Linked DNA regions of Homo sapiens: all the other regions are linked to region 3. Evidence: chromatin contacts called from ENCODE Hi-C or POLR2A ChIA-PET data. All regions are on one chromosome and are shown on one strand. The core of a region is the stretch at or near the end of the contact, and the rest is flanking DNA. Distances in the headings are between cores, read along the strand shown.

Region 1 (4,003 bases), core at 1,163-3,662, 1.9 Mb before region 3:
ATTGCTTGAGCTTGGGAGGCAGAGGTTGCAGTGAGCTGAGATTGCACCATCACACTCCAGCCTGGGAGACAGTGAAACCCTGTCTCAAAAATAAATAAATACATAAATAAATAAACACTCTTGGTTTGGCAATCCTGACAATCAAACTGCTTGTAGTTCTCACAAGATTAAGTTCTTTGAGAACTCCTTCCCTTACAAAAACTGTTGCTGCCATTTTTTGGTAATTACTCGTTTACCCTGTATGCCTTCTCACTAAGTAGCAAGCTCTTTGAGGATGTGGATTTTTGTCATGTTCATGATCTCCCACACTTCAGAGCAGCATCATGATTCTGTCAGAAACAATAAAGTAATAAATGATGTTCAGGAAATTGGTTGACAATGTGAAGAAAAATAAAAGTAGATCCCTACCTCACAACGTATCTAAAAAATTATACCTAGGCTGGGCGTGGTGGCTCACACCTGTAATCCCAGCATTTTGGGAGGTTGACGTGGGTGGATCACTTGAGGTCAGGAGTTTGAGACCAGCCTGGCCAACATGGTGAAACCCTGTCTCTACTCAAAATACAAAAATTAGCTGGGTGTGGTGGCACATGCCTGTAATCCCAGCTACTGAGGAGGCTGAGGCAGGAGAATCACTTGAACCCGGGAGGCAAAGGTTGCAGTGAGCCAAGATCACCCCTCTGTACTCCAGCCTGGGTGACAAAGTGAGATTCTGTCTCAAAAAATGAAATAAAATAAAATAAAATAAAATAAAATAAAATAAAAGACAAATAATTATACCTAAAAGGCTGGGTACAGTGGCTCACGCCTGTAATCTCAACACTTTGGGAGGCGGAGGCTCAGGAGGATTGCTTGAACCCAGGAGTTCAAGACCAGCAACATAGTGGGACCCCATCTCCACAAAATATTTTTAAAAATTAGCCAGGTGTGGTGGCACATGCCTATAGTCCCAGGTACTCACAAGGTTGAGGTGGGAGAATTGCTTGAGCCTGGGAGATGAGACTACAGTGAGCAGTTATCACGCCACTGCACTCCAGCCTGGGCGACAGAGCCGGACCCTGTATCACTCAGGCTGGGCACAGTGGTTCACACCTGTAATCCCAGCACTTTGGGAGGCCGAGGCGGGTGGATCACTTAAGGTCAGGAGTTCGAGACCATGGCCATGACCCCATCTCTGCTAAAAATATGAAATTTCCCCAGGCGTGGTGGCGCGTACGTAGTCCCAGCTATTTGGGAGGCTGAGACATGAGAATCGTTTGAACCCAGTAGGCGGAGGCTGCAGTGAGCCCAGATTGAACCAGTGCATTCCAGCCTTGGTAACACAGCGAGACACCGTTTCAAAGAAAAAAAAAAAGCACTCAGATTAAAAAACAAAATGAAACACAATACAATACTATATAGTCATGGCTACATATAATTATTAAAAATGGACTGGGAGAACACAAGCTAATTCTAATTCATAATAGTTGCTTCTGGAGAGGATGAGAGGGTAATAGGCTTGAGAGTAGAAAAAACAGGTAAGTTTAACTTTTATTGTATTATCTAGCTTTTAAAAAATAAGCAAATAAATCATAATGCCAGTAGTCAATTTAGGGTGATGGGTGTACAGTATTTACAATATTCTCCGTATTAAGTGTCACAAAATAAAAATGATTATTTTTAAGTAAATGGGATGCCTGTGGATGATGTAGATAATTCCCTGTAATTTTCTGTTGGTCCCAATGTAAAGCTGACTTTTCTAGACGTTCTGTGGGCTCACAGGCCATCCTAGTTCCATTCACCAGACAGATCCAGGCGGACGCCCAGAGGCGTGTGAGCTGGGGCTACAGGCTTGCAAGGTATCGAGTTCACCGGCTGCTGAAAAATCAGTTATGAAGGTATACGTAGGGGTGGGACAGTGAATGGTGTATAAAAAGGAGGGTAAGGCAGAAGCTGGGGCCGCAGGATGTGGGTTAGAAAAGTGTGCCGAGGTGTGTGAACTGGCATGACAGCCTAAGTAAGACGCGGAATGTGGGTGCCCTGGAGGTCCCGCAAGGCTCTTCAGCTCTCAGTTTCGGGAGCTCAAGCCGCACCGCTGCTTTCACAGCTCATCGGGAACAGGCTGCTCAGTTCATTTCCTTGATGGCCACCCTCCTCCCTCTCGGCCACTCCCCTCCCCATCAACAAATCCCAACGCCCCTCACCCGGGACCGTGGACCTCGAGGAGCCACCGTTGCCTCGGATCTCGGACCACCAAACCTATTCTCCCGCCAATTCGGCCTTCTGACCTTCGCCTTCTGACCCCGAGAGCTACTCTTCCGTCTTCCGTAGCACAGGAATGCGTTCTGGGGCTTCAAGAAGCTGCTGTTTTTGAAAATGAGTCCTACCGAGGCAAGATGGCAGGTGCTGCAGCCAGGAAAATACATTTCCGTGTGTTTTAATATTTATTTTCACTCACTACAACTCTTTCGTGGAGGGAGCGGAATTTAAACTTCCGGGTCAGCCTCAGTGCAGCTTGGGAAACGTAGTTCCTAGTCCCCACGTCTCGCTCCTTGGAGCCCAGACTGAGGGAGCGTCGCGAAAGTTGCCCGTTTTGGAACGCTCCCATTTGGCTCTCCAAAGGGAAGAATTGGTTAAATAGTTGCACTGAAAATAATGCGATTCAAATTTCTCATTTTCCAAGAACGCTCCCTTGCTGAAGCTTGCAAGGGCACGGTACTCCCCTCTCCTTGACCCTGAAACGTGCAGCAAGTAGATAACCTCCTGATCCCTGACAGTCTCCGCCTGTGTTGATGCCCCGCCCCCTCTGCTGGAGTCCGAGCCGCCGATTGGCTAGGAGCACTTGAGCAGCGGAAGCAGCTGGCTCGCGCGGGGACTGCGGTGAGGGGGCGAGCCGTGAAGATGGCGGCAGTGGTGGAGGTGGAGGTTGGAGGTGGTGCTGCTGGGGAACGGGAGCTGGATGAGGTAAGCGGAGTTGAGAGACGAGGAGAGACTCAACCTGAGACTGAGGGGAGGGGCAGTGAGGTATCGGGAGGTGGGGGTCTTAGGAGAGAAGGGAAAGATCCTGAGAGGGAAGGAGCTGACTAGGGGGCGGGTGCGTGGAGAGCGAAGTCAGAGGCACTCCTGACTTGGGGACTCCGAGGCGGCCTTGGGAGTAGAAGACTTGCATTAGCCTCAAGGGTGAAGATGGAGGACAGAGAGAGAGGTCGGAGGGGTGGGGGTGTTAAGATTTTGTGATTACTAGCTGGGTGTCTTAGGGTAGGACCGAAGGGCTAAGAGGTAGTTTGAGTTGGAGGGACGTGAATTTCTTCAGGGGAAGGCTGGGCTTCTACTGTGGGAGAGGACTCTGTCTAAGCCTAGGGTGGGGGTTGGGGACACAGACCGGGAAAGAGTGCTAATCCACTAGTAGTATAGCTTTGAGTTATCTTAAAGTTGGAACTGTTTTATTTATCGTTCCATTCTAAGACTTTGTATCTAATGCATGCTCAGTAAAGTTTTGGCCAACGAATGAAGGAACAAGTGGATGAATAAATGATTGTATGCCGGAATTCATGCATTTATTCACTTAATAAACATTATGACTTTTGCTCCGGGTTCTGGGCCAGGTGCTAGGGAGACAAGGGGCCCCTCCGTTGAAGAGCCCACAGTCTAGTGGTGGGAGACAGACAAGAAGACTAGTCATTGCATTAGAGATATAATGGTGGCACTGAGAAGTGTGCAACATTTCAGCTTGGGATAGGGAAGGCTTCCCGGAGTTGCTGAGTTTTAAACGATAAATAAGTGTCTCTCTCTTCTTCTGGATTTATGAGTTCCTTGAAGGTGAGCTCCTTGAGATTGTATGTTCCCTTTACCTATCTAATAGGCATTTAAAGACTGGTGTATTAAAATACCAGTGGTCCTTGAAGGAATCACTAGGAGGAAGGAGATGTTGAGTGTGAAAGGAATGAAGGGACAGGGCAGAGAAGCAGAGACAGAGGTGAAAAGATTCTGAAGCCATGGAGACATTGATAGCTAGTGGTGTTTG
Region 2 (3,727 bases), core at 1,027-3,526, 1.5 Mb after region 3:
TGGAGTTAAACACTCCAATGGCTTCTAGGACCAGAAAATAACTGAGTGGTGCTGCCAGGGAGTGTGGCACCTTGGAAAGACTCTTTTTGTGTAACAGGAAAGGAGAGCACTGCCCATGAAGAAATGTGGGTTCACTATTTTGCTAGATATTTCTATATCCTTAAGAAAAACCTAAAATAGTTTTAGAGAGAAATACCCTGACTTTTAAATGAAGAAAACTATTCAAACTTAAAATAAAACTGTTGGCTGGGTGCGGTGGCTCACGCCTGTAATCCCAGCACTTTTGGAGGCCGAGGTGGGCGGATCACAAGGTTAGGAGTTCAAGACAAGCCTGGCCAACATAGTGAAACCCTATCTCTACTAAAAATATGAAAATTAGCTGGACATGGCGGTGCTTGCCTGTAGTCCCAGCTACTCAGGAGGCTGAGGCAGGAGAATCGCTTGAACCCGGGAGGTGGAGGTTACGGTGAGCGGCGATCGCACCACTGCACTCCAGCTTAGGCAACAGAGTAAGACTTCGTCTCAAAAATAAATAAATAAATAAAATAAAACTGTTATTGAAGTGTTTAGGGGTAAAGTTTACCAATGTCTGCAACTTACTTTGAAATGCCTCAAAAGATGTATTGGTGGGTGGCTACAGGGATGAGTAGATCCACGATAAAGCAACAGCAAAATATTAATTGTAGCATCATTCTCAATTCCCCCTCAGCTTGGTGATGCATACACGTACAGTTTTTTCAACTGTTCTGTAAGCTTCATTAAAAAATGAAGGGACATTTTTAATTTTTTATTTTTTTTAGACTGAGTCTCACTCTGTTGCCCGGGCTGAGTGCAGTGGCACAATCACGGCTCACTGCAGCCTAGACCTCCTGTACTCAAGCAATCCTCTCACATCTCCCTCCAGAGTAGCTGGGACTACAGGCACACACCACCACACCTGGATAATTTTCTTTTTTCACTTTTCATAGAGATGAGGGTGTCTCATTCTGTTGCCCAGACTGGTCTCAAACTTCTGGCCTCAAGCTATCCACTTGCCTTGGCCTCCCAAAGTGCTAAGATTACAGGCCTGAGCCACTGCACCTGGCTAGAATTTTTTTTAATTGAAAAAGAAGGCCAGGCACGGTGGCTCATGCCTGTAATCCCAGCACTCTGGGAGGCTAAGGCAGGTGGATCACTTGAGGTCAGGAGTTCAAGACCAGCCTGGCCAACATAGTGAAACTTCATCTCTACTAAAAATACAAAAATTAGCTGGGTGTGGTGGTGTGCACCTGTAATCCCAGCTACTCAGGAGGCCAAGGCAGAAGAATCACTTGAACCTGGGAAGTGGAGGTTGCAGGGAGCTGAGATCGTACTACTGCACTCCAGCTTGGGCAACCGGAGAGAAAAGAAAGAAAGGAGAGAAAGAGAGAGAGAAAGAGAGAGGAAGGAAGGAAGGAAGGAAGGAAGGGCGGGCCCATGGGACCTTCTGGGACTTCTGTTACAAATTGTAATGGACTTGATGAAAGTAAGGTGGGGTAAATGAGAACAACATAAAGGACACAGAACGCAGTCCCTAGGACACTTAGTAAGTATCAGGTTTTATTATTATCATTTGGAATGGAGGAAATGGGTACAGACTGGGGGACATGAGTTGTTTTGTTTGTTTGTTTGTTTGTTTGTTTGAGACAGAGTCTCACTCTGTGGTCCAGGCTAGAGTGCAGTGGTAGGATCTTGGCCCACTGCAACCTCCATCTCCCAGGTCCAAGCAATCCTCCCACCTCAGCCTCCCGAGTAGCTGGGATTACAGGTGCCCGACACCACTCCCAGCTAATTTTTCTATTTTTAGTAGAGACGGGGTTTCACCATGTTCGCCAGGCTAATCTCGAACTCCTGACCTCAAGTAATCCGCCCGCCTTGGCCTCCCAAAGAGGAGTCTTAAATGAGTTTCACTGAGGGATTTCAGCAGATTTTCATTACAGTGTCCACCCTGAAAGTGTAGGGGCCAGAGTTCCACGCTGGTTAATCTCTCTTGCTGTGTGAACTTATACCTGTAATTTCCACCTCTGCACCTCACATTGCTTGTTTTGAAACTATGAGAATTGAACTCTAAGGTCCCCTGAAGTTTAGAAGTCCTGCTGGATGAAGCCCCTTTCCTGTTCCTGCCTACATTCTTCTTTCCCTGGACGCCTTACTTACGTAAAAACTACATTTCCCATGAGCACCCACAGGCGTGCACGCAGCGCAGCCCTCCGTCGTCGCTCGCGCCCTTTATACTCACTTCCGCCCGCGAGCCACTTCCTTTCCTTTCAGCGGAGCGCGGCGGCAAGATGGCAGTGCAAATATCCAAGAAGAGGAAGGTGAGCCTCTGGGGACTGGGTTCGGAGAACGACGGCGCCGCGCGGGTCGAGGGCTTCTCGGGGTGCCACCGCGAGGCCTGCAGCTCCGTGGCCTGCCCTGGAAGCGGCCTAGGCTTCCTGGCGTTCCTGCGGGCCGCGGATGGCGGTGGATTGAGTGAGAGGCCCCAGCCAGGAGGGCGCTGTGTGGCCGGGTTCCAAGTGAAGCGCAGAGAGATGGGCACCAGGCGCCCCTTCTGTCCCGGAGAAGGCGTTTGTGAGCATTTGTCGGTCAACGGAATTAGTAAACGTGGTATTTTGAGGGCGTGTGTCATTTCCCTCATGTCTTATCCCGTGGTTTTGGGAAGAGAAGGCAGCAGTGTATTCTTGCCTTAACTGGTCGTTTCTGGGTACAGTCCGCTGGCCCCAGGACCTCAACTTGAAGGGTTGCTGACGGTTGCTTGCTCCGTCTGGGGACCCCGGGAGGAAGCTGCCTCGGATTTAACGCCTTGTCATTACATGGGATAGAACTGTGTAAAAATCATTAGCTTTAAAAATAGACAGTTTGTCATTTCGTATATACACTTCGATGTCAAAATTAAATCCACAACTTCTCGAGAGTTAGGATTTGCCAGCTCTGTTGGTACCGTAAAGCCAAATAACATGGCTGGGATTCTTTAGACGGTGCAGGTTGTGTCTACAAGTGAGAGAGCTTATATGTTAAGTCTACTATCTATTCCTTAACAGTGACAAGTACAGTGTCTTTGCTGTGCTGAATGAAGTGTAAATAGGCCATTAGAGCAGTTTCTTGTTTTGCATGTGGAACTGTTTTAAACCCTTCGATGAAGAGATGATGACGAGTCTGACTTGGGGATGTTCTCTTTGCCCAGGTGGCCTACTCTGTGCTGCGTTCTGTGGCACAGTTTAAAGAGCCCTGGTTGAAGTAATTTCCTAAAGATGACTTAGAGGCATTTGTCTGAGAAGGGTTGCTGCACTCCTGTTGGAACAAGGGTTTGGAACCATTGGTTGGAGGTATTTAGTTTTGGTGAGGGATGCATTGACTAATAAGACTAGACTGGCTCAGGCGAAAGTGAGCCTACACCGATCTCCTAATTTTGAACTTTGCTTTGTTTGGATTAGTTTGTCGCTGATGGCATCTTCAAAGCTGAACTGAATGAGTTTCTTACTCGGGAGCTGGCTGAAGATGGCTACTCTGGAGTTGAGGTGCGAGTTACACCAACCAGGACAGAAATCATTATCTTAGCCACCAGGTAAAACTCATTTGACTGGCCATCACCTATAATTGTTATAAATGCTAAGTTGGTTTATTTATTTATTTATTTTTTTGAGACGGAGTCTTGCTCTGTCCCCAAAGCTGGAGTGCAGTGGCGCGATCTCGGCTCACTGCAAGCTCC
Region 3 (3,722 bases), core at 1,019-3,518:
GCTATGATGGTGCCACTGTACTCCAGCTTAGGTGACATAGTGAGACCCTGTTTCAAATAAATAACCTTTCTTCTTTTATCCTACTAGCCTTATTCTATGCTGAAGAACAAAGTTTAAAAAGTGAAAGAGGCTGGGTGCAGTGGCTCACACATGTAATCCCAGCAATTTGGGAGCCCGAGGCAGATGGATCATAAGGTCAGAAGTTCAAGACCAGCCTGGCCGGGATGATGAAACCCCGTCTCTACTAAAAATACAAAAATTAGGCGGGCGTGATGGCAGGCACCTGTAATCCCAGCTACTCGGGAGGCTCAGGCAGGAGAATCGCTTTAACCCAAGGGGCGGAGGTTGTAGTGAGCCAAAGATCGTGCCACTGCACTCCAGCCTGGGTGACAGAGTGAGACTCCATCTCCAAAACAAACAAACAAACAAAGTGAAAGAGTGCCCAAATATGGGTAGGTTTTGACACATGGGAAGGATGGAAAGAGTTCACTGTGGCTGTAGCATACAGTATGCAGAAACCTGGCCTCTGGGTCTATAAGGTGAGATGGCTTTGTAAACTATACAAAAATGTGAGGTGTATTTATTTGCCCAAACTGTCTTGCCCGTCTGCATCAGAACACTCAGCAGAAAGCAGCATACAGAAGGAACTTAAGGTTTGAAGAGAAATGACTTCAGCCTTTGCAAAAATTTCACCATGATGGGCTGTAAAGCAACTAGGACTCCTTATTGCCTTAACTGTGTCTCTCATTCACTCAACAAATGATTAAGTACCTATCATGTACCAGGCACTATGCTAGTGCTGAGGATTCAAGACTGTCTAAGTCAGTTAAGTTCCTGGCTTCATGGAGTTTACAACCTAGACAAGGAAACAGGGCAGTTTACTACACAGTGTACAGATAGCAAAGACTGGGACCACAGTGGAGGGATGCCTAATCCAGACAAGGGCAGGAATAGGCAGGGAAGGCTTCCTAGAGGAAGTGATTTCCAAGCTGAAACTTGACAGATGGAACAGAAGTTAGCCAGAGATGGGAAAACTATTTTTGGTCAATGGAAGAGCAGGTGGTTGAGATAGAATCTGACACATGAGAGCAAAAAAAAAAAAAAGTTCAGTGATGGGAGAATACAGTGTGAGAATAAGACAATATTAAACTGGCGATATAAGTAAGTGATCATCACAAGGCTTTGTAGGACATAGTAGGGAGTTTAAGACTTTTTATTCTGAGGGCAATGGGGAATCACAAGAGGGAGTTAGGCACTTTACACAACTCATTTGCCTTGGAGGCGGTATAACTTAAGCAAGAGGGAGAAAATGGGCTTTGAAACAGACTTGGACCTAGCTTTGTCACTGCCTCATTTGGTGCCCTTGGACACATCATTTAATAACCTCTCTGGAAGCACAGAGATGAAGCCGGGTGCCATGGCTCACGCCTGTAATCCCAACACTGGGAGGCTGAGGCGGGAGGATGGTTTGCGCCCAGCCTGGGCAACACTGTGAGCCGTGATCACGCCACTGCATTCCAGCCTGGGTTACAGCGGGAGACCCTGTCTCAAAAAAAAAAAAAAAGAAAAAAAAAAAGGTAAGGTTTGTAAGGAGGCTGGTATGTCTAAAGAGTTCAATAAATGATAGTTTTCTCTTCCTAAATACACTGTTAACTCTTTAAATAGGGCCAGGAGCAAATAATTTAGAGAAAGAACAGTGGAATAGAAAGTGCCTTGATCCTAAACCAAGAGATCCGTGTTCAAATCCCAGCACTACGCCTTACTATGTAATCTTTTTCATTTTAGTTTTCCCATTAATAATATTTAATTCGCACAATTAGAATGAAGATTAATATAACGAATGAAAAGCGCTTGGGCTACTATAGGACTCAGTAAATGCTGCTGTACTCTCCTCTCACCACCTTTTGGCTTCAGTCTCCTCTGGAGTAAAATGACGACGACCCCTGCTCAGAGATCAGGGTAGGCTAGATGGTTGGCAGCTGGATCGTGGAGGCTGGCCTAAACAAGGAAGTCATGGAAAGGATCTTAAAGCAGAAAAATGCTGGCAGCCACGAGGCCTGAGGCGCCTCAGGCGTATCGAGGACTTTGAACTTTGAGGACGCATGCGCGCGCGCGGCCGCTGATCGCAGCCCCGTTGTGCCCGCAACGCCTCCTGAAGAACGCGGTACGCGATGCTCACCGAACAGGTGGGAGAAGAGGGCCCGAACGCACGCTCCTACGCGGCGGCTTGGGTTTCGCAGGCGGTTGGGGATCCTCTGTACATCCTTTCAGGAACCAGCCCCTCGTGGGGAGCGTGCACACGGAAGGGGCGGGGAATGTGAAAAAGTCACGTTTTCATTGGTGGCCTCTTGGTGTTGAGCCCACCTCTGTCCTCGCCGCACGCTTCTCGGGGACTCACTTCCGGGAAGGGGCGGAAGAGGTGGGCTGGTGGAGGCGGGGTCGAGATGGCGGCGCCTTTGAGGATTCAGAGCGACTGGGCGCAAGCCCTCAGGTGAATCCAGGCCCAGAACAGAGTCAGAGGAGGCGGGTAGTGGATGTTGCTTTGCGTCAAGGAGAGCCATGCCTGGTCCAGGATATCAATAGGGGTTACTTCGTCAATTGTCGAGGGATATGGAGGGAACAGGGTCCGGAAAAAGAAGTATCAAACCCGTATGGTCATTCTCTGAAAAGCTATCCCTAGGCCAAGGGAGCACATGAGCTGTGTGATCCCCGCGTCAGAACTAGTATCAGTGAGTTGGAGAAAGACAGGGATACTGGGAGGCAGGAAGGCTTTTGGCCAAGCAGTCATTTAGCAAATATTGATTAGTCGTCAGTTACTTCCAGAAGTCTCTGTACTCACCACCACTTTGTGTATGTGATGGAACCTTTGTATTCTCCTAGGCCCCTAATGCTATATTAGGCATACTGGACGATACTATTAAGGAAACTAATACTGTGTCCAGGCCCCATACTGGATGCTTGGTGGAGCTCAGATGTATACTCTAAATATAAGTGATGGTTCCTGCTCTTCAAGAAGCTGACATCCAGGCCAGGCGCAGTGGCTCATGCCTGTAATCCCAGCACTTTGGAAAACTGAGATTGGTGGATCAGTTGAGGTCAGAAGTTCGAGACCAGCCTGACCAACATGGTGAAACTCCGTCTCTACTAAAAATACAGAAATTAGTCGGGCTTGGTGGTGGGCGCCTATAATCCCAGCTACTCGGGAGGCTGAGGCAGGAGAATCGGTTGAACCCAGGAGGTGGAGGTTGCAGTGAGCCGAGATTGCACCACTGCACTCCAGCCTGGGTGACAGAGCGATACTCATCTCAAAAAAGAAGAAAAGCTGACGTCTTAATTAGGAATACACAGCAAACTATTCATTCATCTAACATTTATTGATCTTATACTATTCCAGTTATTTCTCTAGGCTTCAGGATGAATATAGCAGTGCTATATTTGGCAACTGCTACTACTAATAAGGGTTTTTCAAATTGAAACAATGGTGAAGATGAATGAAACATAGCCTTCTGCATTTAAGAAATTTACACCTTACTAAATTTATACCTTACTTAATTTAGGTGGGCTAAAATACAGACTAGTTGCTAGTACACAGAATGTGATAAGTAATAAAGAACAATAACATGAAGTGCCACTAGCTACCTATGAGAAAATACAGCACCAGAATCAGAAGGCTTAATTTGCCCAAGATCATGCATCTCGTCAAATGATAGAGGGTTGCTGTC
Region 4 (3,448 bases), core at 135-2,634, 1.1 Mb before region 3:
TCACAGTAGGCACTGGCCTGGCAAACAGGGAGCCCCCAAAGTTGTCTGCTGACAATGAGTGAGTAAACCACATCCTCCCATCTTCAGGTGGCTCCAGGCCAGCTCCTCCAAAAAGTCTGCCCTGACTGCCCCCTCAAGCTCCTAGTCCTCTGAGGCTGAGCCCCATATCTCGGCACTGCTTCTGCTCTCTCTTTGGTTGCTTGTTTTGTGGGGGTCCACCTCCACCCAATCCCCCATGTATCCTGGAGTATCCTGAGAGTCCATACCCCTTCTTATCTCCTCTGCTGTCCACAGTGGTGCCCAGGACCTGGCTGGGCTCACAGGTGCACTCAGTCCCAGTCCAGAGGTAAGGGTCGCCTGGAATCTCTAATCCTTGTCAGCCAGTCCTTCTTCACGTCTGGCTTGAGTACTTCTTGCTGGAACCAAAACTTTTGCCCTTCTGTCCTCTACCTACCATTTCAACCCCAAGGTCAGAGTTCAAATCTCATCACCCCTTCTCTGTCCCAGCCCAGCAACTCCATGGTAATATCTCTACCCACTACTGACTAGTGACCTGTTTCACCGGCCCAGCAAGAAGATGACCCAGAGCCTTAGCCAAAGACAGGCACCCTCCAGCTTCCTTCTTTCCCTAAATGCACACCATTTGGCAACCATGTGCCCAGCCCCTGCTAGATTTTCTCCTTCATCTCATTTGTTCTTTTTTTTTTTTTTGAAACAGGGTCACTCTGTCACCCAGGCTGGAGTGCAGTGGTGTGATCTCAGCTCACTGCAACCTCAGCCTCCTGGGCTCAAGTGATCCTCCTACCTCAGCCTCTCCAGAGTAGCTGGGACTACAGGGGCATGCACCATGCCTGGCTAATATTTGTACTTTTTGTAGAGATGGGGTTTTGCCACGTTGCCCAGGCTGGTCTCGAACTCCTGAGTTCATGCGAGCTTCCCCTCTTGGCCTCCCAAAGTGCTGGGAGTACAGGCGTGAGCCACCGCACCCAGTCCCTCATTTGTTCTTATAACAACCCTAAGGCCTGTGATTCTTCTCTATGTCAATGTCATGGAAGCTGTGTGAGGTAGAAACTCACCAGGTCACCTGCTGGAGCTCACGGGGCCTTCAGAGGACGTGACTGCTTCTGTCTGGTGAAGTAAGGGAGGCTTCTAGAAGGAACCCCTGACTTGGGCCTTGAAGGATAAGTAGGAGGTGGCCAGGTGGAGGCCATTCCAGGCAAAGGGGACTGGGTGTGCAAAGCCCAGGGACAGAAAAGGACCTGGTGAATTTGGTGACAGGAGATGTCAGTGGGGTGGGAACAGAAGATGTTTAGAGAGAAAGGCTCAATGGCTGGCCCTCCGTCACCTGCATAGTCTGCTGACCGTGTGGGTGTGGCTCTCTCTTGAGGCCTCCCTGAGCCTGTTTTGCATTCTGATTTGCATGAGTCAGCCCTGGATCAGGGCAGCCTTAAAGGTCCTAACCCTTTCCACACCCAGCTCTGGAGTCCTCTTGGCCAGGCCGCCTCCCCTGATTGCATCCTCAGCTCCCCTCCGCACAGGCCTCTGCCCTGGGTTCAAGGAAAGACCTAGCCCTATGGGGAGCAAGGAGGGGAGGAAGGCAGGCTAGGGGTCCTAACTGAGGCCTCAGCTTGTCCACCACCACCTCCCTTATACAGCCTCATCCCCTACCCTGGGCCCAGCTGTCCCAGCACAGGCAGGCAGGGCAGCGACCCCAGCATCCAGACCTCAGGAAACTCCTCGGAGCTCCCCAACAGGAACCAAGAACATACACAGCCAGCTCTGGCCAGGCCTGGGTCTACAAACCACACCCCACTGGTACCACAAATGCACACCTCACACTACCTCAAGGGCCACACATCTCCCAGGGCCACACACACCTACCACCCCACCCAATGGCCACACCTCAGATCTGCCCTTTCCCACCACACACAGCTCCTACCAGCAATTCAACTGTGTGCAACAACCCCACAGCCCAATACCCCACCCTTGGCCCCCTCCCCGGCCCAGTCACCAGGTGATACCTCTGCATAGGGCCTCTTCGGTCTGCTGCCCTCCTGGGCCTTCTCCAGGCTCCGCTCACTCAGGCAAGAGTGTTAGAGGCACTTCCGCAGATATGAGGAACTAGTGGGGGCTGGGTTCCCAGCCCAGAGGGTGCAGAAGTGGCCCCCACGCCTCTGCAGAAGCCACCTCCCTCCAGCCCTGCCAGGAAAGGCAGCAGGTACAGCCTTCGAGTGGGCAGCTGACCGATCTCTGGGCCAAGCAGCCTATTTTCCATCTCTCGGGGACTGGTGGCCACCACATAACAGTCTCAGGAAGGCACACTGGGGTCTCCTGTCCTACCCCAGGCCGCATCTCTGCCCTATAACTCTCCCTGGCACCAGGAGATTCCTGTCCTGGCCCATGTGTGGTGTGGCCTGTCTTCTGGGGTCTCCGGAGTGCTGGTGGCTGATGGGGAGCAGCCCCTCAGGGCAGTGAGGACTGAGTGGGACCCCAGAGCCGGGGGAATGAAGAGCTGCCTCAGCTTGCTGGTGGGGAGTTGGGGGTCTATCAGCAATGTCCCTCGGCTCCAGGCCTGGGCCCCCTCCCCACCCAGTATGCAAGGCAAGTCTGGTTCCAGTCCTGGCTCCACCATTTCTTGTCTGAAGCCTGGGGCAAGTCACATCACATTCTGAGCCTCAGTTTCCCCTCCACAAAGTAGAGCTGTCACTCCCTGCCTCCTAGAGCCTGGCACCCAGATGACCATGACACGCCACCGCATGTGTACTGGAGGCCAGCGTGCTCTTCTGCTCACTCCTCTGCCGTCAGGCAGTCACTTCCTGTCCCTAGCCCTAAGGTCTTGGCTAGTCCTGACCCTGGGTGCTAGGCTTGTAGCCAGGCTCTGGGCTAGACTCCCTCCACATCCTGAGGTTCTCGGTTACCCCAGACACCAATGACTACCACAGCCTACCTCCAGCCATGTCCCCCTGCAGAGCTCCAGACCAGACCTGACTTCACGGCATTCTGGACCTCCCCTGGAATGCCCTGGCATGGCACACTCCCATCATACAATGAACTCACCAGCTCCCCTTGGGGACTGTGGGGAGCAGGGGGAGAAGAGCTGTCTCCAACCCAGGTGGGGCCTTTAGGCAAATAAGAAAAAGATTCCTCTTCTTCCAGGAGCCCCACACCAAGGGAAGCAGCTGAGCAAGAAGAGGACAGGCTGGGTTTCAGTCCTCCTTCTTCTGGCCCTCACTTCCCTACACCTGCCAGGCACCTTTGAGCAGTGCACAACACGCACACCCACACACAGTGGACCTGGTGGGAGGCAGGACCTTTTAACAACCTTCCTGCAGCAACCCTACCAGCATCACCCTAATAAAATGCTAAACCACAGTTTTATTAATGACTAAGGGACATGAAAGACCAAGGGACAGTAGGCATTGCTGACCCCACTTTCAGGCCTCACGCT

What was found. A loop is a pair of places that touch in the nucleus more often than their neighbours do. ChIA-PET counts read pairs that join two places held with the same protein, here RNA polymerase II (POLR2A). Pooled maps may share reads with other maps.
Region 1: a map of CD8-positive, alpha-beta T cell shows a loop between it and region 3 (4-fold over the local background). The contact joins the promoter of XNDC1N here to the promoter of COA4 in region 3. A Hi-C loop is called at or near these places in 2 of 168 maps with a recorded cell type or tissue (CD8-positive, alpha-beta T cell and naive thymus-derived CD4-positive, alpha-beta T cell) and 7 of 50 pooled maps.
Region 2: a loop to region 3 is called in a map of CD8-positive, alpha-beta T cell, with 11 times the contacts of the local background. The contact joins the promoter of RPS3 here to the promoter of COA4 in region 3. A Hi-C loop is called at or near these places in 2 of 168 maps with a recorded cell type or tissue (CD8-positive, alpha-beta T cell and sciatic nerve) and 6 of 50 pooled maps.
Region 4: a pooled map shows a loop between it and region 3 (5-fold over the local background). The contact joins the enhancer-like site here to the promoter of COA4 in region 3. A Hi-C loop is called at or near these places in 1 of 168 maps with a recorded cell type or tissue (CD4-positive, alpha-beta memory T cell) and 4 of 50 pooled maps. POLR2A ChIA-PET finds 5 or more read pairs at or near these places in 1 of 52 experiments (Caco-2).

Annotation. Positions count from the first base shown.
Region 1 is chr11:71,926,182-71,930,184 of GRCh38, forward strand. It overlaps XNDC1N (XRCC1 N-terminal domain containing 1, N-terminal like), which reads right to left and starts at 2,413. Exons shown (of 6, transcript NM_001375847.2): 1 at 2,184-2,413. It overlaps RNF121 (ring finger protein 121), which reads left to right and starts at 2,865. Exons shown (of 9, transcript NM_018320.5): 1 at 2,865-2,943. The coding sequence starts at 2,881. It overlaps XNDC1N-ZNF705EP-ALG1L9P (XNDC1N-ZNF705EP-ALG1L9P readthrough), which reads right to left and starts at 2,413. Exons shown (of 11, transcript NR_172895.1): 1 at 2,184-2,413. RefSeq lists an enhancer at 2,246-2,555.
Region 2 is chr11:75,397,242-75,400,968 of GRCh38, forward strand. RPS3 (ribosomal protein S3) reads left to right here and starts at 2,277. Exons shown (of 7, transcript NM_001005.5): 1 at 2,277-2,336; 2 at 3,453-3,583. The coding sequence starts at 2,307. It overlaps SNORD15A (small nucleolar RNA, C/D box 15A), which reads left to right and starts at 3,150; the gene lies at 3,150-3,297. RefSeq lists enhancers at 2,254-2,613, 2,840-3,703.
Region 3 is chr11:73,874,578-73,878,299 of GRCh38, forward strand. COA4 (cytochrome c oxidase assembly factor 4 homolog) reads right to left here and starts at 2,269. Exons shown (of 2, transcript NM_016565.3): 1 at 2,180-2,269. PAAF1 (proteasomal ATPase associated factor 1) reads left to right here and starts at 2,422. Exons shown (of 12, transcript NM_025155.3): 1 at 2,422-2,491. The coding sequence starts at 2,445. RefSeq lists enhancers at 2,520-2,569, 2,590-2,659.
Region 4 is chr11:72,736,932-72,740,379 of GRCh38, forward strand. The region is part of intron 1 of ARAP1 (ArfGAP with RhoGAP domain, ankyrin repeat and PH domain 1); the gene reads right to left. Among named protein-coding and RNA genes, the nearest start is that of ARAP1, 14 kb to the right of the region's middle. RefSeq lists an enhancer at 109-208. Within about 2 kb of position 1,385, at least 17 of the 41 ENCODE cell types and tissues checked have a DNase peak (open chromatin) inside an H3K27ac peak, as active enhancers do.